Regions from separate parts of the Mus musculus genome. Here all the other regions are linked to region 2. Evidence: chromatin loops called from intact Hi-C (ENCODE). Cell type or tissue: heart. All regions are shown on one strand.

Region 1 (8,000 bases), 530 kb before region 2:
CCACCATGTGGTTGCTGGGATTTGTACTTAGGACCTTTGGAAGAGCAATCAGTGCTCTTACCCGCTGAGCCATCTCGCCAGCCCAAGAGGTTTTTTTTTTTTTATTCTATCATATTTAATGTTCCAAATAGATTTTTAAAAGTAGTTGAGTGCATATTACATTTAGTGTCAGAAGATACCATGTATATCTAAGAGGCATTTAGCTATTATAAATTATTTTGATGACTTAAAAAATGTTAATACTGAGTTGTATATTTAAAATAAATTTTATTAGTTTAATTAAAAAAAAAAAAAGAAGAAAAGCTGGGATAAATATCTTCCCTGGCTACAATGATTCCAATATGATATTTGAGGCACAGTTCCTTTGTGGCACTTAAATCCTTAGACTACACAGGTAAAAATATGAGAATACATAAAGATAGCCTCAAGTTACTTTCTACCTTGATTCAGTTTGTTTTTGAACCTAAAGCTTACTCATTTGTGTGCAGAGCATACATTTGATGTTATACCAGTAGCATCCAACCCCTTGGTTTTGTATCTCAAAACATTTAAATGGAATTTTCACATGTCACTGAGCTAGCTATTTATGTCAATTCGCTGAGTTTGTAGATTGCCTAGTAGTCACTATGTTTGAGAGAATCTGTGAAGATGACTCAACCATGTGCTTGTGCTGAAGTAGTTGATGTCCCAGGCAACAGGTGTCAAGGAAGATCAGTACCGGATAAACACTGTGAAGGCTCAGAGTGCATAGGAACCAAGCGGGGAGAATCGAAGTGGTGGGGACTCTGGGGGGGACCGAGGGTGATGAGGAGCCCCAAAGGAAGATAAGCTGAGCAGAGAGCTGAGGGAATCTCTTCTGTTCTCTCAAGACCCTAAAAGGCTGCAGCTGGTCCTTCACTTTAGTCTACTGAGTGGACTAAAGTGGAGTGGTGAGATTGTGGAGTCAGAGACAAGTCTAGCTCTGCCCTCATCACACACGTGCTGGAGCATATTAACTGGGTCCCTGCAGCTTCTTCTTAAGCATTAGGATGGTAACGGGTTCAGCCTTTGCGTTAGGAGAATACAACTAGATGATCCAGTCAGGTGGTCAGGTCACGTTTAGTGTATGGCAAATAAAACATTGGCAGTGCATATATATAATCTTAGCACTTGGGGAGACTTAGGGCAAGCTGTGTCCAAGGCCAGCCTTGGCTACACACAGACACTGTCTCAAAAAAAACCAAAAAAACCAAAAAAAAAACCAAATTTGGGCTCTCAAGATGGCTCTGTGGTTAAGGGCACCGGTTGCCAAGCTCAGAGACCTGAGGTTGATCAGGAGCCACACAGTGGAAGAAGAGAGCCGGCTCTAGGAAGTTACCCGTGACTTCCAGATATGTAACATGCCATAGGTACACAAGCCACATACACAAATTTTAAAGAAAAAAAAAAAAAAAGAGACATGGTCTCTACATAGCCCTGGCTATCTGGAACTTACTATATAGACCAGGCTGGCCTTGAACTCAACAGAGATCCACCTGCCTCTGCCTCTCAGGTGCCCAGAATTTTTTTTTTAAACTGCAGATAAAACATTGGCCAATGGGGCAAACTTATCAGTGTTTCTGCTCTCATTGGTATCAGTCTGGCATGTGTCAGGTTCATGCCATTTCCATCCCCACTACCTTTCTGCAGCCTCTGCAGTGGGAAGAGATGGATGCAGAGAACCGTCACAGGACTGCTCTCCAGTGCAAATGCCTTTCCATCCCTTCAGATTTATATCTGAAGCTGTCGGTAGCATTTTCAAGCCTATGCCTCTAAAATATAAAAAACCAAACTGAGTGGAGACCTGGCACTGGGAACTGTGACTTGTTGCTGAGCCTCCACCTAACTAAGAATCTGACCTTCAGAAAGCCTGGGCACGTAGTGGGTCTAGCTACATAATTTATGGGACTAGTGCAATGTGAAAATGCCAGGCCCCTACTCATAAGGCAAGAAGAATGCTAGTACAGGTGCTAAAATGTAAAGCTCATGTTTAAAAAATCTTACTTAAAATATAGTAGTGTTATATGAAGAACAACATAAAATTATAAATTCTAAAAATAACATTTTTGTGTTATAATTTAATATGGTACAAAACAGTATCATGATTCTCTCTAAATCTTATTTTTTTCTAAGTATTGATGTCCCACTCTGCTATTGTAACTAACACAGAAGAGGAAACACAGTGATCAGTGTATTGTGGGTCCCAGCCTGTCCTGTAGGAACGTGCAGTTGAGAGGTCCAGGAGCCTCCCTCTGCTGCTGACTACTCCCTGTAGGAAGTATGTGGCCTGGAAACTCAGTTTCCTCCCTTCTGTCCATTCCCATCCTCTGTTCTGGGGCTGACACTGATCTAGAGCATGGAGTGCAGGCACACTCTGCCTCTCACGGCTGAGTACAGGCACACACTCTGCCTCTCATGGCTGAGTACAGGCACACACACTGCCTCTCACGGCTGAGTGCTGGAGTGCACACACACTGCCTCTCACGGCTGAGTACAGGCACACACACTGCCTCTCACGGCTGAGTGCTGGTGTGCACACACACTGCCTCTCACGGCTGAGTGCTAGAGTGCACGTACACATTACCACTGGAACAGAGCCTGGCATCAAAAGCTTCTGGCTTTGAAAGGAAGTCCACAGTAATTAAAAACACCCTTCCTATCCTATATGGTGGTATACACCTTCAACTCTTAACACTCAGGGAGCAGAGACAGATGTATTTGAGGACAGCCTGGTATATGTAGCAAGTTTCAAGCAGCCAGGGCTATGGGATGAGACCGTATCTGAAAAAAGAAAGCTAATTTTAATATAAATAAGTAGAATATTCTTCTTAAAGAGAGTTAGTAGTTAAGGATGATGTAAATCTAAAGGCTGGCTCCTTTCTGACTTCATCGTGCTAGGTGGCAAGCTTGGGTTATTTGGACACCTGTTTGTATCCTGCAGCTAGCAATAGCTCTGATACCTGTGGGGGCTGAGGAGCCTCGGGCATTTCATCCCTTAGGGAGAAACACCCGAATCCCAAAGGAGCCAGACATGGAGACATGCCCCTTGCAAGCCTTCTAGTTATTAAATTGAACAAAGTTGCCAGTGGGACATTCTTAGGCTCATCATACTATCTGTTTCATAGGTTCAGTGTAAGTTCAAATCTGACCTCAACAGTAATTGTGCTTGGCAGCTCTGATATATCGATTATAGTTTATTCATATGTGCTAAAATGATGATAGTTATAAATTTGAGTGATTATGATTTTGAGGTACTTACATATAAGAGTATATTCTTAAGTGTAACAAAACACAGCTTCATTTACTTATTTCTTTGTTGACATAGGGTCTAACTCTGTACTCCACACTCTCATGTGATAGAGTATGGAATTCCATGCCTCCTCTGTGTGATGGGAAAGGCTTAAGTGAGTAGCCATGGTGTGAGTGTGTGTGTGTGTGTGTGTGCACGCGCGCACGCATGCATGTGCGCTCATGTTTTAAAACCCACTAACTGGTCTGAGTGCTTCCGGATCTTCCCTGTAGTGCATCGCAGAGCATCCAGTAGCATGAGCTGGAGCTGATGGGTCAGTCAGGATGAGCATCTGGTCACTGTTGATTTCCAAGAGCCTGCATCCTGGGTTATAACTCTACAATCGTTGCCAGAGAGCTTTCTGTCCCCAAGCAAGCGCTGTTTCAGTTTGTGTACTCCAAAACAGCTTGTGCAGCACACATGGACCTGGAGAGAGGATGAAAAAGTATCTGGCTATACAGTTGGTTCTCTGAAACATTCCCAAGCATTCTCTGTTGTGGAATAATACTTAAAAGATAATCAGGACACTGGTTTGTTTCACTGTGGAGAGCTGATCCAGGACTACACACTAAAGTCCAGTGGCTTTAGATGCTCGAAGAGATGTGTGATGGAGACAGTGAGATGTGGCCTCGGTTCAGCCAGGGAAGCTTTACAGCATTCAGCAGGTGGCACTCTCTGCCGTGCTAAAGCTCATAGCTGTGGTGACGTAGTTTAGAGGGAGAGAAGGAGGTGAATGACAGCCCAGCGATGGCCACAGTTTGCGCATGAAAGTCCAAGTGGCTTGAGGAGGATGCGAGTGCTTTGCTTTTGAGAAAGGTGAGAAATAGAACATTCAGCAAAGAGGCAAGTTTTACATGATCACACTGTTAAGCTGTCCTTGGACTTGAGTTCAAACCTATATCCTCAGCCTGTCTGCCTCAGCCTCTTGAGTTGGTGGGATTGCAGATGTGCACCACCACACTTGGCTAGAATCTCTATTTGTGTAACAGAAATAAACTGGTGCATAGGAACAAGCTTTTAATACAGGGACTTTATAACAAGAGTAGGAGCCTTTTCAAATAGCAGGTCACTTTCTGTGTGAAAATCTGTGACAGTCTGCATGATTCTCCAAGCTTTTTCTGTCACTAGGATGGGCAGATCTCTCAGAGAAAAGAGTTGGTGGTTTATTAGGATATTTGGTGTGTTTCCACACCTGCAGATCAGGAGTGACCTTATGGCCTACACCCTCATCCCAGATCTTGAGGGATGATAGAGAGAGCAGAAACAGACACCTCAGAGCCTTCTTTTTAACATTGCTTTCCTAACCGTGCAGCTTTGGCCGTATGTTAGTAAATGTTAGTGCGTGTGTTAGTAAAATCCCATATAGTTCAAAACTTACAAGAGACTGCAGACTGTGAATAGAGCCCTAAAAATGGTATAGTTGGTGACAAAGAAAATGTGCCACGTGCTGCTGTGTGACAGGCTAGTTATACTAATTTGCAGTATACTCTGGCCTTTACTTTGGTGTAGAACAAAACAATTTTTTTTTTCTTATTTTCCCTCTTGCTGTTAGTAGATATTGTGGTAGCTCTCGTGACTCTTCATAGCATTTAAATAAGAGTCATGGTTAAAGCGTAATTGTATTATTCCTAAGACGGGTATTAAGAAGCTATTGGCTCTGTAATTCTTTTATTACAGAAGCAGAGCCTTTTGACCATATTAGAAGAGAGTTGAGCCTTTCTGCTTAGCGGATTTTCCAGAGTGCTCAGTCAGTTAATCACATGGCCTCTTTGGAGCATTTAGAGGAGTTACTTCATCTATTGGTATTAATAGCCTTGGGGATGGTGCCAGTGAGTGTCGAAGCATGAATATTCCACAGGACCCGTCTTCTGAGTCTCTCATCTGTTCTTACCTATCATTAAAAAACAAGGACCCGAGTTTCCGTGGTTCGTTTGTTTTATATTCTAGGGCACACATGTGCCAGAGAGCACCGTGAGCATGAGAGGACAACTTTCAGGAGTCAGTTCTTGCCTTCTGTCTTGTTGAGGCAAGGTTTCTCTTGTTTCTCCTGTGTCGTATTCTAGGCTAGCAGGCCTGCGAGTGTCCCACCACCAATTCTTCTGTCCCTGCCTGTCACTCGCAGTGGGGATGCTTCGATCATGGCTCTGTGCTGCCACATGAGCCTTTTCAGTGGATCTCAGAGATGGAGCTCAGGTGACTGGGCATGTGCAACACAGCAAAGACTTTTACCCCACGAGTGCCTCTCTAGCTAGACCCTGTGTTCTCCCACTCCTCAGTGCAATCAGAAGGGTGAGAGTCACACGTTTAAGCTGCCACTGGCTTCCGTCTGAGCTGCTTTGGATGGTAAGATGGTGGGTGGTGTGTAAGACGTGTAATGTTGGTAAGTGCATATCCTCTTGGTTTTCCTGATAAAGGAGTAAGAGAATGAGTTGGAGGTAGATGGCTGGCCGGCTGAATTCTCGGTATTCTGCACAAGCATTCTGAGTGTCACCCCACGACAAGACAGCTTACCTTCAGCGACTCAGTGATACATGGCCGCTTTTCAAACCTAATTTTCCTCCAGGTCAACTGATGAGACATTTAGCTTGGCCGAAGAAACGTGTAGCTCTAATCCAGCTATGGTTAGAAGGAAGAAGATCGCCATCAGCATCATCTTTTCCCTGTGTGAGAGAGAGGCCGCCCAGCGGGATTTCCAGGACTTCTTTTTCTCCCACTTCCCCCTGTTTGAATCTCACATGAACAGGCTGAAGGGTGCAATCGAAAAGGTAAGGGCCCCGGGCTCCATTCCAGGCAAACACTTAAATAAGGAAATGGAAGGTGATATGATTGTGACCTACTTAGTGGCCAATAGGGGAGAGATTTGCAGTTTAAAGTGACACGTTATGTGGAGATGGCCTGCGTAAGGCGGTCAAAGAGTGTCCTGTATGATGACCCTAGGATTTTTAAGGCTAGAGACCAGGGTGCTGTAGGGAAGGAAGTTACTGGTTTTGATGAGGAAGAATGTCATTACCATCAATATTTTAAATGTATTATAGCATCGTTGTTCATTAGTGAGTCAGCAGGCCAGTCATAGAGGAATATCTTCTTAGAGAGTAACGTGGCTCTCTCTCTTCCATGAAGGCCATGATCTCCTGTAGGAAGATCTCTGAATCAAGTCTCCGAGTCCAGTTCTATGTGAGCCGTCTGATGGAAGCACTGGGAGAATTCAGGTAAAGTTCAAGGTTGGAAATCCAACAGGAAGTGATGAGCAGTAGTATGACCAACTGTCATGAGTCTATGTCTTAAAAGAGTTGGGGGACTGGCCATATTTAGTCATCTTAGTGTCGCTACCCATGAGAGCAGGGTACGTAAAGCCAAACATTGAGTAATAACTCTCTCTGTGCCTGACAGTTCTTAATGGGGTCAGTTTTTTTGTTTGTTGTGTTCTTGGGGTGGGGTTGTTGTTTTGTGTTTATTTTAAAGTGGGGGTCTCACTATGTAGTCCTGGCTGGCCTGGAACTGCCTATTAGACTGAGCTGGCTTCAAACTCACAGAGATCCTCCTGCTTCTGCCACCTGAGTGCTGGGATTAAAGTGTGCATTACCACGTCTGGCATAATGGGATCGTTTTCATCAGAATGAACTGAACACTAATTTTAAAGATGTCTTGTAATCAGTTTCATGATCTTATATCTGTTGTCCCATTAAACTTTGAAGGCAAAGCCTTTTTATCCTTTGTACAAATGTTAAAACTGGGGTCCAAGTGTGTGGTGCTGCCTGTGCCCTGAACGAATGAAGAAAATATGTGCATGTTGTAGAGACCTAGCCAGGGCACATCTAGTGCACATGGGAGCCTGTGGTACACGCCCTGGTCTGGATAGTGAATCGAATGATGTCCCTTCTCAGATACTGAAAGCAGTTTCTAACTAATCCAGAGCTCCACCAGTTGTTGTGAATGAGCACTGGTTTTCTATACCCCTTGCCCAAAGTGTGGTTAGCAGGGTGATCTGCTATCAGATGGGGTCCCCCCCCCCCATGCTCATCTGAGTTCCTCAGAGCCAGTCTCTTAACAGGGAATGGAGTCTCACTGAAAAGCAGTGTGGCAAATAGCTGAGGGGTTAAAAACATTGCAGTTCCTAGAATGTTAGAACATTTCTTGCTGATGAGCTCAATGCTGCTTGAAGTAAAATGACTACAGCTTCCGACCTCCAGCTGTAGATAAGGAACTGTTTATGTTGATCATGTGATGAGTGCCTTGAAGGTGTTGAGTAAGCTGTCTTCATTGAGGGCAGCAGTGTCATCCTGCTGTGGCGACATTCGGAGCTGACTTGTGCTTGAGTGTCTGGATGCTAATCTAATCACACTACTAATCTTTCAGAGGTGAAAACCTGAAAATAAAGAACCAGAAATTGTGTCTATAGAGGACTTTTACAGTTAGACAGTGAGCCCTTCCAGGAACAGACAAAATAATGTACTAGTATTATTTTGGTTGGTCGGTTGGTTGGTTGGTTTTTGAGACACATTTTCAGTGCGTATCCCTGGTTGTCCTGGAACTCAGTGTGTAGACCAAGCTATCCTCGAACTCACAGAGATCCACCTGCCTCTGCCTACCAAATGCTGGGATTAAAGTCGTGTGTAACCACACCCAGCTGAGACATAAATTTTGTAGGTAAATCCTATGCCTTGCTACTATAATCATCTTCACTGCTATTGTT
Region 2 (8,000 bases):
GTCTGACTCAGAAGCTGTTCTCTAGTGACATTGGGGGTGTCTTCCGATTCCTCACCCAGGTGACCCAGTGCTGGCGCCGACCAGAAGGGACTTGTGACCCTGGTCAGGCTGGGTTTTCTGCTTCCCTAATGCTGGTCCTGTGTTATTGGAATGGAATAGAAATTGTTTTCCACTCACCGGTGGTCCTAAGATCTCATGGAGAGTCCTCTCGGGACCTTGTGGGTATCTGCTGACTCTGTGCCTAAGGTGACCCAGTGCTGGCGAAGACCGGAAGGGACCTATTGTTTATTTCTTTTAAAAAAATGAAGTTTCAGGAAAATGTGTAGAGCTGTATAAATTATATCTAGTGAAGTAACTAGACTCAAAAAAAGCAAATACCACCTGCTTTCGTGTGTTTGTGTGTGTATATTCCTAGAAAAGGGACCATGGAAGACGAAGTCTGAAAGATAGATGGTTTATATGACATTTACAGAGAAAGGGGGCTACTTGATGGGTTGTTGGTTAGCAGGAGAGTGAAGGAGCATGGGAGAGCTTCGTCCAAAAAAGGCTTATCGATAAATACAAAGTAAGTATAAAAATGTCACAACAGAGCCATTTACATTTTATGCTAATTAAAATATAACGTAGAAAAACTTCACAATAAAAAGAAACTGAAGAGGGAACCCCTTTTGTCACCATGGTATTTCTTCAGCTAATCTTGGCTTGATGCTGTGCTGGGACTAGGCTGAGAGCTACATGGAAAGTGATTTCTCTGAGCTGGGACCTCCATTTCATTTTCCTGTTGACTGTTATTTCTGAAGGTCTCAGCTGCATTCCTTGAAAGTGACTGTAGAGTTCAAGACAGTTTTACCAGACTCGACTTAAAGCATATATAGAAAGTTAAGGCGGCCCCACCCGGGCGGCGCCGCCCGCCCGCGCGTCCCTTAGTCCACCTGCACCAGGCAGGAGAGCAGGCTCCCCCCGGCTCCGCCACCGTAAGGCGCTGGGCGAGCCCGGAGCTTGGGGGCTCTTCCTCCCAGGCGGCGCTGAGCGTACGAGGAAGAGGCAGCTACGGCGGCGGCGGCGGCTGTGGCAGCAGCGCATAAAGGGGCCGCCGCCGGGTGATGCGGTGACCGCTGCGGCAGGCCCAGAAGCTGAGTGGGGCCTCGGCCCTCAGCTCGTCTGATCCGCGCTCCCGGGAGCTCCCGGTCTTCTCCGGTCGACTCGCGACCGCTCGGGCGGCCTCAGGCCCCCTCGCCCCTTCCCCGTCCCTCCCCCGTCCCCGTTCCCGCCCCGGGGGCCGTCGCCACCGTTTCCCACCATGGCTCTGAAGAGAATCCACAAGGAATTGAATGACCTGGCTCGAGATCCCCCAGCACAGTGTTCAGCAGGTCCTGTTGGAGATGATATGTTTCATTGGCAGGCTACAATAATGGGGCCAAATGACAGCCCCTATCAGGGTGGAGTATTTTTCTTGACAATTCATTTCCCAACAGATTACCCCTTCAAACCGCCTAAGGTTGCATTTACAACAAGAATTTATCACCCAAATATTAACAGTAATGGCAGCATTTGTCTTGATATTCTACGGTCACAGTGGTCTCCAGCACTAACTATTTCAAAAGTACTTTTGTCCATCTGTTCTCTGTTGTGTGATCCCAATCCAGATGATCCTTTAGTGCCTGAGATTGCTCGGATCTACAAAACAGATAGAGAAAAGTACAACAGAATAGCTCGGGAATGGACTCAGAAGTATGCGATGTAATTAAAGAAATTATTGGATAACCTCTACAAATAAAGCTAGGGGAACTCTGAGAGAGAGAAAGTACTTTTGATTTCCATTTGACTGCTTTCTATGAGCCCACGCCTCATCTTCCCCTGTGCACATGTTTACCTGACACAGCAGTGCTGCGTGTTGTACATACTTGGAACAACAAACTAGAAATACTGTACTTCTGTACCAACATTGCCTCCTAGCAGAGAAGTGTGTGTGTGAGAAGCCAGTTCTCCGGGCATAACCTAGGTGTGAGACTAAAAGCTTTCCTTATTGACTTAACTTTGGATAATGGCAAGATGTGAGGGGTAGTAGGTACACAGTGTGTGCTTGGATGGGAGGAAAAGCTCCAGTGACCCATAGGAGATTGTCCTTAAGTGGAGTCCATCCAATCTCAAACAGTCATAAAAAGCAAGGTGAAGAACGTGAAGCTGTTTCTATATTCATTTCATCCTGAAGGACCTACAACTTAGGTGAAAGTTATGACCAAACAGATTAAACTACATGCTGTGCTTTAAGGTCTAAGGTTAACGGATCAACATTTAAATGGACTGGAGCTGTTAGTACATAAAGTGTGGTGGGCTTTGTTCCCAACACTTCACATCTCCCTGCCCTTTCAGCCTTCCTCCTTTTAGCCCCTTTCCATAATCTTTGGTTTGTATGTGGTTTCTCAGTTAATACATAGCTAATAGCTCTTATTTTTCTTATGTTTTTAACTGCTTTAGGCCTATTTCGATGTAAGGGTGGAGATGTATTTGATGGAAATCTGTGTGTATATTTAAGACCCTGTTGCTCCTCTGGAGCTTGTACGTTCACGAATGATTCATCTGTGTAATAAACTGATTACTACAGTCATTACAAAAAAAAAAAAAAAAAAAAAAAAAAAAAAGAAAGTTAAATGCCATCAGATCTTTCTGTTATCTCATGTCTGAAGCCTCTCCTGTGTCACAGGAGGAACAGGGTCAGGAGATGGGAACTGCGCGGTGCTGAGAGCTGTTGAGCATGGTGACACATGCGAGTAGGCCTGGCACGTGGGAGACTGAGGCAAGAGAGTAGGAGTTCCAGGTCAGTCTAGGCTACATGGTGAAATCTTGAATCAGAAGCAAGGCAGGGTGATGCAGTGCGGTGCGGTGCGGTGCGGTGCGGGGCAAACCCAGCAAAGCATGATGGGACAGGCCTTAGGGCATAGCTCTTTGATAGAGTATGCATGTGTGAGGCCTAACTTTCTGTCTCAGATACAGTAAAACGAGTGTCAGGACAAAATAAAACACAACCCCGTGATGTGAAGGGAATGTCACTGTGGGTTTCTCTTTCTACTCGCACGGTACCCGAGGGCATTGCTTTGTCACTATTTTATTCTTGGCACTTTCCAAGTATTAACCATCAAGTAGTGTTCCTTTTTCCTCAGTAAGTTTCGAATCGACATTGTAGCGTTTATTGTGTAGAAAAAGAATTTTATCTGTTGCTCGCTCATGTTCAAAATGCTGTTTCTTCATTGTCCTTACAGTTTTCTCGCATGTTTCCCTAGAAAGTTAAACTTAGCTTTGTTCTCCACAGTTGGGGTTTTTCTCAGCGGAAGCAGTTTACCCACAGAATGAAATCTAAGACAAAGTTCTTACTTGTTCTCTCACACACAGGCAATGTGTTTTTTTTTTTTTTTCTTCTGGTCAGCTGTTAAAATGCTTAGCCTCATAAGTAGTGGGAACTCTAATTCAGATCAATTTTATGAGACTTTTCTGGCTAGAGCAAAAGGATGTGGTCAGGAGAGGGAGAGAGGAAAGATCTGAACTCACCCTGGTTTCCTCCGGTTTGGGTTAAACTGAAAACCGACTTTTTTTTTTTTTTTTTTTTTTTTTTCTCACGATTCACTTCTTGGGTCCACAGAGGCTCTTCTCATGACATCTCTTGGGAATCTCAGCAGCGGTTCCCACGACCCAGGGTGGTGGCTGTCTTCTGCAGCGTGTCACTTTATGGTGAATATTTGGGTGTTCCTTGCTCTCATGTCTTCACTAGGGGCATGGTATACAATGCATCTATACCGCCTCTATCTCTGAGCCAGATACTCTCATTAGTATCTTAAATGGCATCCACTCCCCTTCCCTGGTGATAATATTTCAGCTTCTGCCCCCAGATGGTAGCTTGCTATCCATGTCTCTGTTGCTGTGATAAACACCATGTCCGAAAGCAACTTGGGAAGGAGTGGGCTTGTTTCACCAAACCATCGTCCAGAGAATGCAAGGCAGAGAGAGACTCAAGGGAAGAACCTGGAGGCAGGAACTGAAGCAGAGATGGGTGTACTGGCGTGATCATCTCCCTTTCTAATACAATTCACACCCACCTATCTAAGGACCACAGTGGCCTGGGCCCTCCTACATCAATTAGAAATCAAGAAAATGCCCAGAGACATTCCACAGGCCAATTAGATGGAGGAGAGCCCTCTGTTGTAATGCTCTCTTCCTTGGTGTGTCTAGGTTAGTATCACATTGATTAAAAAAATAAACAAGACATTATTTTCATTGTCTACAAAAATATCTTGAATATCTTTAAGATAATACTTAAGTCTTTTTCATGTTTGATGGCTCCAAAGAATCTAGCTTATCAAAGACTATAACTTACTGTATTAGTCATGGTTCTCTAGAGAAACAGTCCTGATGGTAGAATAAATGTATATATTAATTTGTTAGACATCTGTTAGGGCGGCTTACAGGCTAGACTCCAGTTAATCCAACTACCGCTCTCTACGAATGGAAAGTCGAAGAATTCAGTATTTGCTTAGTCCAAAAGGCTAGGTGTTTCAGTTAGTCTTCCATATATACCAGGATCTTGAAGAAATAGCTCTAATTCCAGTGATGGCATGGGCTTGACAGCTAGAACAAACAGGCCAAGAACAAAAGCTTCCTTCTTCCATGTCCTTTATATACACTGCCAGCAGAAGGTATGACCCAAATTAAGGGTGGCTCTCCCCACCTCACAGTTTTGGATTAAAGGGGTGTCTTCCTACCTCAAATAATTTAATTAAGAAAAATCCCTCACAGGTGTGCCCAGGCACTTGGTTTTCACATGTATTGTACATGTAGTCAGCTTGACAACCAAGAATGGCCATCACACTCCCCTAGCCAGGGTCCTGCTCATTAATGCAGTGATTATACTAATTTTTTATTGTTACAAACCATGCTTCCGTGCGTGTTAGCCTATTCTTGCTAGTGAATGTATCTCCAGATAAGTTATAAATAGACTTGATAGCTGACAGGGCTGTGATTTAAAATCTTGATATATATATATATTTAAAAATTAGCTGTCATAGGAATCACACTGACTTAACTGCCTCTTGTAATGTGTGAGGATGCCTGTTTTCCGTAATCTTGCTCACACAGCATAATCTCAAATTTTCCAGGCAGACAAGGCGCACATGGTTTCTCCCTCGGCCTCTAGGTTACATTCCTGAATAACGTAAAGCTTACTGTGGTCGCTGTAACAAATGGCCACACAGGAACTACTGTGGCTGTCAGTAGTTGTTGTTTTCTAGAGACAGGACTTTGCTATGAAGCTCAGGCCGTACTTGACTCAGTTTTACCTCAGAGTGACTCATTAATGCCACAGTTTTAATAATACACATATTAATACTTCCGTTTCTAGGGGTCACAGACCCGGGCACACGCCAGCTGTGGTGTTCTCAGCTTGGGGTGAACAGGTAGTGGGGTTGGGGTCGGAAGGGAGGAAGCTTCTCTTTTTGGGTTCTCTTTGTGAGGTTCAGCTATGAAGTGTCTGTTTCCTGGCTTATTTCAAGAGTTGGCAGAATCTACTTCTTTGCAGTTAGTGGTGTGACCAAAGTCACCATCTCCTTTCTGGATGTCTTAGCTTATAGAAGGTGCAACTGCTAGCTTGCAGGTGATTCGGCTGAACTCTTCCCAGGGACTCAGTAACAGGGACTTAGCAATAGTGTGTCATCATCTGTGCCACTGACAGGTGCAGGTGGCCTGGGCAGCATATAAGAGAACTGAGTGCTACCCCAGCGCTCTCTCTCTCTCTCTCTCTCTCTCTCTCTACCTTCCCCCCCAACCCCCTGCATCGTGGCTCTGTCTGCTTCTAACCCCTTTCCAGGCCCTCGTTTTCCTCCCTTCCCCAAATAGACCTCCTTATATCAGGTCTGCCTCATGCTGTGACTTTTCCGGGGGACAACTTGGCACGGGTCTCCGAGGTACCCCCTTACCCCTGCCTGTCGCCTGCCTTATATTTCATAACAGTAACCGTTTACTGACATGTGTATCATGTACCACACAGCATGCAGTGTGTGTGCTCTAAGACAACGGGAGACTCTTATCTCAGTCTGATAAACTGCAATCCTGAATGACATAGAGTGATCAACAGAACAATTATCCTTTCTTCCGTGGTTCTGGTTTAGAGCAGGGTGGGAGTAAGGCTTGGGCATGTCAGTAAATCTCGACCTCTGACATACCTTTCCAGACTTGGGTTTAAAACACAGCATCTGATTATGTAGCCCAGGCTCTTCTTGAGCTCTCAAGCTTTCTGTCTTTCTCCTCAGCCTCCCCATTGCAGAGGTTACAGCCCTGCCTCTAGGCCAGGCTTTCCTACCACCTCTGTGTTACAATGTGACCTAATTAAGGGACTGGCTAGCCCATCAAATCTTGGTTCTCATTCTCTAGGGAGAATTCTCTAGGACAACACTCAGGTGCTATACATCAAGAAATGTATGTAGGAAATATGGAGTCATCTTGGAAGGTTGCATCACACAAGGGATTTTTTCCCCCCAAGGGTAAAAGTCTTTTGCATTTCCTCTCTGCAGAATTCTCTTTAATATTCTTTGGCTTCTTTCCACATATTTCGAAAAATAGCAAGATACGATACTGCACACATGAGTGCATGAGGAACGAAGCGAAGGGATAGATCTTGGGCTCGTTTCAGCTTTCAGAGAACAACCCTGCCTTTTCCCATCGAGAAGTAGCTGTGAGGGGCTGCAGTGTTGTGGCATGCCCCATTTGCTCTCTGGACAGTCTTTGATTCCAGGCTCCTTCCCTTGTTGCTCAAGACCTTAAGGGGTCTAAGAACTGTTTTTCCTTACTAGGAATCAAGTTGAGGTTTTCATGAGTGCTGGATGTTCCTTGCCAGTTAGCTTCTCCCCTGTGCCCGTCTAAGGTCTGCATGAGAAGCCCTACTAAGCAGATCTGTTCCAATACAGAGGGGCTCAATACCACAATCCTTATCTAGATCAAACCTTCCATTCTATTCCTTGTAGGTTTGAATTATGTTACACTGTGATGGTCCTAAGCCTGTCTCAGCACTCCAGGGTCATCTACCACCTTTAAGGCTGACAACTGCTATGTTAGCCATGCTTCTCAATTCCCCTCTGCCCTGTAGCACAACATGTTCGCAGGTGTCTCGGATCAAAATTGCTTTCTTTAGTGGGAGGAGAGGGACATCTCCTGCCTACCGCCAAGTGTCATGAATATTGGGTTGGTTTATACACCAGCCATTATGGTGAAAGTCAGGCTTGTAATGTTATCTTTTATTTTTTGAGATTATAATATAACTATATTACATCATATCTTTCTCCCTTCCCTTTCTTCCCTCCAAACCCTCCCACACACCCCTTCTTGCTCTCTTTCAAACTCATGGCATCTATTCTCCATTAATTGATTAATAGCTCTCTCTCCTCACTTAAATAAATAAGCACATCCTACTCGGTATTATTTGTGTACATTTTCAATGCGATTTGGATTTGAACAACCAATCATTGTGCTCTCTCTGAGGAAGACTGTTTCTCCCACTCCAAGTGGTCCTTAGTTGTCTGTAGAACTTTGTGTAGGGTTGAGGTCTTCTGGGCTTTCCCCATCTACTTTGGCATTATCTGTTGATTTGGTTCTTGTTCAGCTCAGGGTTAGGCAGCCATATTGATGGATTTTATGGGCAGAGCTTCTGCCATTCATTCCTAGGAGACACCACTCAGAGAAAACTCTCTGGTCTCACAATCTCTCTGCTAGTTCTTCCAAAATATCCCTGAGCCTCCACTGTGAGCTGTTTGTTTCTGCTCGTTGTGATGGTCCACTGATAGGATACGCTGAAGAGGCAGAGGCAGGAGGATTCTAAGTGGATGGGTTCCTAAAAGAAGTGTTCTGGACAATTCTCTGGACAGGCAAAATGTTCTGTCTTCTTTCCCCATCTGCATTCAAGTACTCATAAATTATTTTTGGTTTTTGTATATCACTTTTCCTGGGAGACATGAACTGAT
Region 3 (8,000 bases), 61 kb before region 2:
CCTCTCAATGGAGTGTCATGGTTACATGTTCCAGAGCAGGTAGTCTGGCAGAGAGCTGGCTCCACTCCTGCCATTTTCAATTCTGAGGTTCCTCAGCCAAATTGATTTTTTTCCAAATAAAATAAAGACGAAAACCAGGCAAAGAATAGGTATGTAATCTCGGGCAAAGAGCGAACACTCTGCTGAGAAATTGAAGTTGAAAATCCCCAGAACCAGCCTGTGGAAATAACTTGAGAAGACACAGAAGAAAAGGTTCATCAGCCGCCTTTTATCATCTAGCCTGGAGTTTGCAGAACAACCGCCTCTGTTAGATAAGCAGCTCTTTGTGCTTCGCTGGGAAGGAGAGAAGCGCCCCAACGCCACACGCCACACGCCACACTTTCATCGTTGTCTTTTATCTTCTGACAGTCCAGACCCTTGTTATCTCTTCCACTTCCTCCAGTTAAACAGATTTAGACAGACTTTTCAGACAGGGCCAAGCCTTTTGTGTTGTGGTTTTCTTAACCCCGCCCCCCAGAGTACCCAAGTCATTTTAATAAACAGTTCTTTTAAAATCCAGTCCTAGGCTTGAGAAAAGATCATCCCTCTATTTCCATGGTATCTGAAAACCCCAAAAGAACCAATTAGCGTTGTGTAGCTCAAGGATAAAGGGGAGGATCTAGCTTTAAGAAATAGAAATATTGGCCTTCTGAAACTAATAGCTGTTATACATTCTACATGGAGTATATAGCCTGGGGTCTGAGAGCAGAGCAGATGTGTTGGTTTTGTTTGACCCCCACGCACATCTGCTGATTTTTACCTTACTTGGCGCTCACTCTTGGTTCCAGGAGTACAGCACATCCAAGTGGTACCATCCCTGCCCAGTGGGTGAAGAAGAAGCCTCCTTGTGATCTTGTTGGAACTTCAGGGGAGGAGATATTTTTATCTTCTGCTAAGGCTTCCAAATCCATTGATACATTAGAATACCAGATTTTTCTAGTAGCTTCCAGCTCAGAACAGAAAATCCAACATAGAAGGCAGGGCAAGCCAAGGGACTGGAGCTGGTAAGGAACCCCTGAGGATGCAACTGAGTGTTTGCCTCCATCTATCTCTGAACCTGCCCAGGGCCTGTGAGCTTCAGTTCTGTAAGCAATAATTTTAAAACATCTAAGCCAGTTAAGACAGGTTACTCTGACAACCCAGAGAGTTCTGATTAGTACAAGATGGTTTCTGAGAATTTGATTAACTGGCCATAGCTAGGACCGTGTCACTGTTAGAAGGCAAATGGAATTGAAGGAGCCAGGGCAAAGTACAGAGTTTCAAAACAGCAATTAAACAGGATGCCAAACTAAAATGCTCATCTTGTCATATTGTGCTGTTCATGTATATAAAACAAAATTTCAAAAGAGTATAGACTGGTTCAATTATTCAAAATGAGTTAAAGCCATGTGTACTAAGCTGTAATAGAAACTCCATCCTCCCTGCCCAGTTCTCCACCCCAAGGTATTGGTTTCTTTATTCCCAGGACTCAAAATTGTAACTTCATATGGCAAGTGACCCTGATGAACATGATTCAGTTAATGGCCTTGAGGTGCAGAGGTTGTACTCATTGTCTTTTGGATCCCAAGTGTGGTCCTGATGGTATTTATAAAACGGAGATAAGAAGGTCAAAGAAGGAAGAGGCTGAGATATGGATAGAAACATTTTGAAATGACGTGGCCATAGGTGGGAAGGTCAAGGAGCAAGCCCTTTCACTACTGTCTGGAAAGAACAAGTCACGTTATAAATACCACTTTATTGGAGGACAGAGAGATGGCTCTGCAATTAGAAGCACCTGTTGCTCTTGTAGAAGACCTGGGTTTGATTCTCAGCACCTTCATGGTGGTTCACAACCACCTATAACCCCAGTTCAAGGTATCTGATACCCTATTTAGACCTTGGAGGGTAACAAGCACATACAAGGTACATGTACATACATGAAGGCAAAACACTCCACATTAAATAAAATCAATAAATCCAATTGAAATAAAGACTGCCTTGCTGTTTTCACCTCCAGAACTGCTGGAATGAATTTGTGCTGTCAGTAGATTGGTGATATTTTGCTACTGCTGCAATAGGAAATGAATACACCACAATAAATTAAAAAGTAGTAATGAAATACCGAAGCATATTTTTCTTCTTGAAGTTCTAGTATATGGAAGGAGCAAAACCATGGGCTAGTATGTCTGGGCCTTGAGTCTGATTTAGTTAAAGGAAGATTTCTAACTAGAGATACCTCTGGGGAGAGCTTAGTGATTTGGGGTACTTAAAAGGGTCACTGAGTTCTAAGGATGTCATGGCATTCATGACCGGAGTACCCAGTTTCCAAGAAAGATTAACAGGCAAGCACAGGAAGTCAAGCAGATGGACTCCCCAGGCATCTTGGTGTGTTGATGGACAAGAAGCTAAATTTCCCTCTGGAGTCATGGGTCAGACAGAAGGAACACTACTTCCTGTCAATTGAAACATCTTTTTATAGATGGGAAAAGTCAACTGTGGAGTTCTGGAGAAAGAGTTCTTCCGTTGTTTACTTTGGCTTTCAGGAACGTTCTTGGACTTCAGCTGCCATTTTGACCCCAGGGAAAACAGACTAAAGGGAAAGTGAAGATGTCCTGGGTGGACCCTGAGTTGAGTCACATGATCTGTCCCAGCATTTGAGAGATGTTCAATGGAGGCACAAGAAGAATGGGGGATGGGGGAGCATCTGGGGCCTACACTTCACTGAGGTTCGGCTGTACCTTTTTGAGGTCTGGGCATTCTTCTGAAACCTTTCCACAAGGGAGGGAGAAGACACTCTCAGCTCAGCTTACCTTACAGGCTGAATTCTATCTTGGCTACTTGACATTATGTTAAAGTAACCTGAACTGAACCGTGCAGCTCAGAACACAGACAGGACTTCTGTTAGCCACAAGTGGGAAGGTCTCTCTTGAATCCAAGCACTTCTGGAGAGATGATGATGGCGTGGCTGGTAGGAAATTAGCCTCTGCTCAAAATTCTTGGGTTAATTTGGACAAAATTCTCATTTTTAAGCCCTCATGCTGTGAGCCACCAGGGCACATGCTAACCCTCAGGGGAGCTGCTGAGGTGGCCTGTTATTTCCTCATGGAGTAAACAATGGGGGTGGGGTGCGGGAATATGATTTTAACTTTCTAGCATCACTGCAGGCTTCCCTTCCTCTGATTTAGAAGTCTTCAAGGGAGCAGGGTGATAAGATGGCAGTAAATGTAGGACTGAGCGACTGGAGGGTGTGAGTCATGGAGAAACGTGAAGGGAGGTGGTAGTTCAGGAAAGAGGAATTTACATGTAAAACTAGAAGCTGGGGCAGGAGAGATGACTTGATGCTAAAGAGTACTTAGCAGAGGACCCAGGTTCAATTCCCAGAACCTCCACAGTAGCTCACAAATATTCCCAAGTCCAATTCAAGGGGATCTGAGGCATGCATCCATGGCAAATGGGAAGGTAAGGGTCCAACATCCCTTGCAAGGTTCCACTCCCAATGGCCTAACTCCCTCTTCTTAGGTTTGATCTCCTAAAGGTTCCATAGCCTCCAAATATAGCTGCAGGCTGGGGACCAAGACTTCAAATGCAGGGCTTAATAATTTTCTTATTCTCTTGCTTTAAGACAGGCTTTTGCTATGTAGCCTAGGCTGGCCACTAACTTATAGTAGTCTGTCTGCGCAGCCACCCAAAGGCTGAGATTTGAGACATGTGCTACCAATTTGGGGGAATAATCAAGATCTGAATTATAGTAGCAGCTATCAAATATTTCTCTTTAAAAACAATCAGTTTGTGGCCCCGGACATGGCTCAGTGGGTAAAGCACTGTCCCTGTAAGTGTGAAGGACTGACTTTGTATCTCCAGAATGTAGGTAAAAGCCAGGCATAAGAGTAAATGTCTGAAATCCTGATGCTGCAAAAGTGAGTTGGGAGGTAAAGCTAGGAGCATCCAATGACAGGCAGGTACCTGGGAACACAAAGGCAACAACAAAGAGAGACCCTATCTTGAACAAGGTGTCATGCAAGGACCAAGGCATGAGGTGGTCTTCTAACCTACACATATGGTACATATCTACTTGTATTCACATGAATATGCACACACGTATCTACACAGACAGACATAGCACACACACACATGCATGCACACACACACACATAGACATAACTCACATGGGGGGGGGTGGTGGTTTTTAATCAGGTGCTCAGCTGAGAAGGGAAAGTCACTTAGATGCTTTGAATGTTTTAACTCATATAGCAACACAAAGACCGAAGTGTGTTACTGTTGCAGAGATATGCAAAGCCCAAGCCCTTCCAGCTGGTGGCACTCATGCAGGCTAAGTTTAGAGCCACAAGGAGCAAAGGAGAACTGACATTACTCAAAACTAGCAAGAGAGCCAGCCTACTGGGACATTTTCCCACTTTTAAAGGCCTGCCCTTAGTGGAAGGAAGGGATTGGCAGTGCAGGGTGACTTCCATGCCTGGAGCTCGGTGCTGGATATCCTACCCTTGAGCTTCATGGGGGCTGTTTTGCCATAGGGGACAAGCTTGCTGTGACATGACATCCTGAGGTTGGAGACAAGGCAGATGGCTGTGACTTCAAGGGCTTAATCTCAGGCCGACTTAGATTTTCCTTTCTGCCGGAGATGGAATTGCCTGATTCCCTGTGGGAATTAAATTCTGTTTGCAGTCAAACCAATTTGAATTAATTTAGCAAGTGTCAATTTTTCCCTCTGAACTGTGTAGAATGCAGTTCTAAAATTAGACTGACTAGTGCAGCCTCTCCCAGGCTTTTTTCAGTCTTTGCAGATGGAGATAATATTTCCTGCAGAGATGCTGTCGAGAGCTAAACAGCCCTTCCAAATCACAGTCAAGTTCACCCTGTAGACTTCGGTGCGGGCAGAACCTTCCTGGGGTGGTTCATATGGACCACTAGCCTCCTTTTCCCCAACCGTGGCGATCGCGCACCCCACAAGGGCTCCTGATGGACACTGGCTGCAAATTTCTACTCCCTAGCCGCTTGACAAACAGGCTGGAGTAAAGATCTGCATTTGGATGCATTGACGTTGCTACTGTTCACCCTCTGAGAGCATTTCTGAGGCAGGCGAGTGATCACTCAGGATAGGCCATGAAGAGGTACCAGCCAGCCCTGCTCCTCAGGCAGAGCATTCTGGGAAGCAGATTTAGTCCAAGCACTCGTGCGATGAGCTGTTCATACCCTCCATGATTCAGCACACAGAGACAACACTGGAGACAGAGGTCTGGCCTGTAAGCCATAGAGATAAAGTCCTTGGATCTAGAGGTGTATGTCACCAGTATTTTTAGGTCCTACACATGACCCCTTCCTGTCTTACTTCACCCTCTTAGCGATATCCCATCCTCCTGTCTTTCCTAGCCACGTTTTCTGATTCTTCACTCTTTTGCATTTGTCTCCTCTCTTTGGATTGGTTCGCTAAGGATTGACACCGTTATCACCGTTCTGCATGAAATCCTGGTTTGTTCCAAGTAACAGGCTGGTTTTCCTCTATATTTATTTACTCTTTACAGCTCACAGCAAGGCCGAGCTATGGCTGTGGACAGTATACACACCCCTCTTCTTAGTCCAATTTCCACTCTCAGGGAGACTCAAGCCAGCACAACAACCTTCTCAGGCCTCTCACAAGCTGCTCCCCCTTCCCTTTTCACTCACTATAATGAGCTAACATAGTTCCCAAAGGAGGCTCTAATTAGAACTGCTTATCCTTGTCCCTGTAGGATACCACCAAAATAAACCCCCTCAGTCTACACCCTCTGCGACCACTGAGAGATTGTGCTATGCTGTGTGGCACTCCTCACATGAGAGACTGCGTCACAGACCCAAGATGGGCTCAAGGGCTCATTGACATGAGGACACGAGACTAAGGGCGGTGGGTGGGTGTTCTGAAACCTAGGCCAACAGGAATCAGAGTGTTGCAGGATGCCCTTGAAGGCTTGCACATCAGTGTTCACAGAGGTCGCAGGCACAGCCTCTCTCCAAAGGCTTCGATCCAAACTCAGTGGCGCACAGCTGCTGCCAGCACCCTCAGAGATATTGACACATCTCCTTCTAATGTCTGCTTCTCCTTTGAGCTTTTATCAACGTCTGATCTGCCTGCTTGCTTTTACTTTAGACACCAATGCTTGGTTTTCCTGGGCTCTGTTTCCCCAGTTTGCTTTTCCTCTCTGGGGTGACTCTCTCTCAGCCTCTTTGGGACAACTCTTCCCCTGTTTGTCACCTCTAAATGTTAGAGGACTCATGGGCTGCAGACTTCCCACACTACACAAGTTTCTCCTACATAAGCTCACGTAGCTCCAGGGCTTTAAAGACCACATCTAGGCAAATACATAAACAAAACCAAAACAAGACGAAATAAAACCCCAAACCCAACAATAACAACAACAAAATACCCAGGTTCATTTACTCAACTTAGGAGACACCTTGGAACTCAAACTCCATCTGACTGCCCATTCTCTATGGCTCCTTGGTTGCTAACAGGAATTCCATTCCCAGGTTTAATAAACTATGGCTAGCCAATGTACACGGCACTGCTTAGTATTTACATGTGCACTCAAGTAATTCAGTCATGGACAGATAATGGGCCATTAGCAGGATGTATGCTAGACCAGTATTGTTGGGTTAGAATAGCTGAGAATCTGCCCAGCTGTAGTGTCCAAAGCTTATAATAAATATAGTAAGTTTTCATGTTCTTATTCAGGATCTGGAGTGGTCCCTAAGAACGTTAGCTGCATTTTCCAATTCTCCAACCTGCACTTCACTTACTTTGTAGCCAGCACTAGCCTTCCTCTTTCACTATTACTATTATTGTTATTACTATTACTACTTTTATTATTAATAGAAAGCTTTTGGGGCTGCTTCTAGGAATTTGGCATGGATTTGATATTGGACTGAGACAGTGAAGTAGGCTCAAGGCAAGTACAGTGGAAGAATGTATTGCACTCTTTGCATCTGGATCAGCCTGATAAACCCTTAGACATAGTGACCATGGGACTTGGTTTATTGCCCTGTTTGATTACTTTGATTTTTGTCCTGTTTGTTCCTTGGCTACTTTTTCTTTTTATGCTTTAAGGACTGACCATATTCTTTGTATGTACCCAGAATAATATAAAAACAGACTAGAAAAAATTAAACTCACCTTTAGCTTCAGAACTGGCTGGGGTCCTGTTATAGTGCTTAATTGTCCTGTCTAATTGTCTGTTTCTCTTCAATCCTCCCTCCCTCCCTGGAAAAAAATCCATTGACTGACTGAGCTGGCTTGGTCAGTTATTATTATTATTATTATTATTATTATTATTAATTTCACTGTTTAGCCTTCTGGTTTTTTAGGCATTTCTACCCAGCATCTTTGTGCTTGTTCTTCCTTCAGTCTTGAATACCCTTCCTCTAAACCTTTCTAGTACTGTTTCAAACACATATTCCTTGCCTTTGCTTGAAAGAAGGCCCTTCTTCAGAGAGACTTCCTAAATACTCTATACAAAATTTTTCTGGTATTATGTCTCTAAATCTTATCCTCAATGCTTTCCTTTTTAGCATTTAGCAATTTTCATGACATGTGTATACATGTATATACACATACATATTTTAAATGTTTGTGTTCTAATAGTACACGACTGCCAAGGAGGAAGCCCTGGTCTTTCCATTTTTCTTGGATAAAGCTATAGTGATCCCTTGAGGGTAGCTTTGAGATCCTGGCAACTTGGTATCTCTTGGCACTAGGTAATGATGTTCTGAAAGCTCCCAAGGAGTCAATCACTTTTACTTAAAGTGGTAGTTTTTATGGCTAGCTAACTTAAAATAAATAAAATAGTTAAATGTCATCATGGACTCTTTGCATCAGGTTTGTAAAGAGCTGTTTCAAAGTTGTGTGGGGTGGTTCACACACACAGACAGGAATAGCAAAAGTTTAAGGCCACCCAAAGCTACATAGTGGGGACGTATCTAAAAAACAAATA

What was found. Hi-C counts contacts between places; a loop is a spot of excess contacts. Peaks named below come from ENCODE experiments on the same cell type or tissue, not always from the same donor. Only the 100,000 strongest peaks of a DNase experiment are listed, where the experiment ranks them.
Region 1: a loop joins it to region 2, with 4 times the contacts of the local background. A loop is called at or near these places in 10 of 42 quality-filtered maps.
Region 3: it touches region 2 in a loop (2.9-fold over the local background); 7 of 42 quality-filtered maps call a loop at or near these places.

Annotation. Positions count from the first base shown.
Region 1 is chr3:79,491,348-79,499,347 of GRCm38, reverse strand. Fnip2 (folliculin interacting protein 2) reads left to right here. Exons shown (of 17, transcript NM_001162999.2): 9 at 5,871-6,072; 10 at 6,428-6,516. Among named protein-coding and RNA genes, the nearest start is that of Gm36442, 17 kb to the left of the region's middle. In heart, a CTCF peak has its summit at 3,974 (motif pointing right); no DNase peak of the experiment used is centred here.
Region 2 is chr3:78,960,100-78,968,099 of GRCm38, reverse strand. It overlaps the pseudogene Gm9762. Among named protein-coding and RNA genes, the nearest start is that of Gm23440, 16 kb to the left of the region's middle. In heart, no CTCF peak of the experiment used is centred here; a DNase peak (open chromatin) is centred at 3,669; H3K4me3 peaks cover 889 bases; H3K27ac peaks cover 272 bases; H3K27me3 peaks cover 463 bases.
Region 3 is chr3:79,020,682-79,028,681 of GRCm38, reverse strand. No RefSeq gene overlaps it. Among named protein-coding and RNA genes, the nearest start is that of Gm52609, 32 kb to the left of the region's middle. In heart, a CTCF peak has its summit at 4,345 (motif pointing right); DNase peaks (open chromatin) are centred at 2,481 and 4,551; H3K4me3 peaks cover 273 bases; H3K27ac peaks cover 1,660 bases.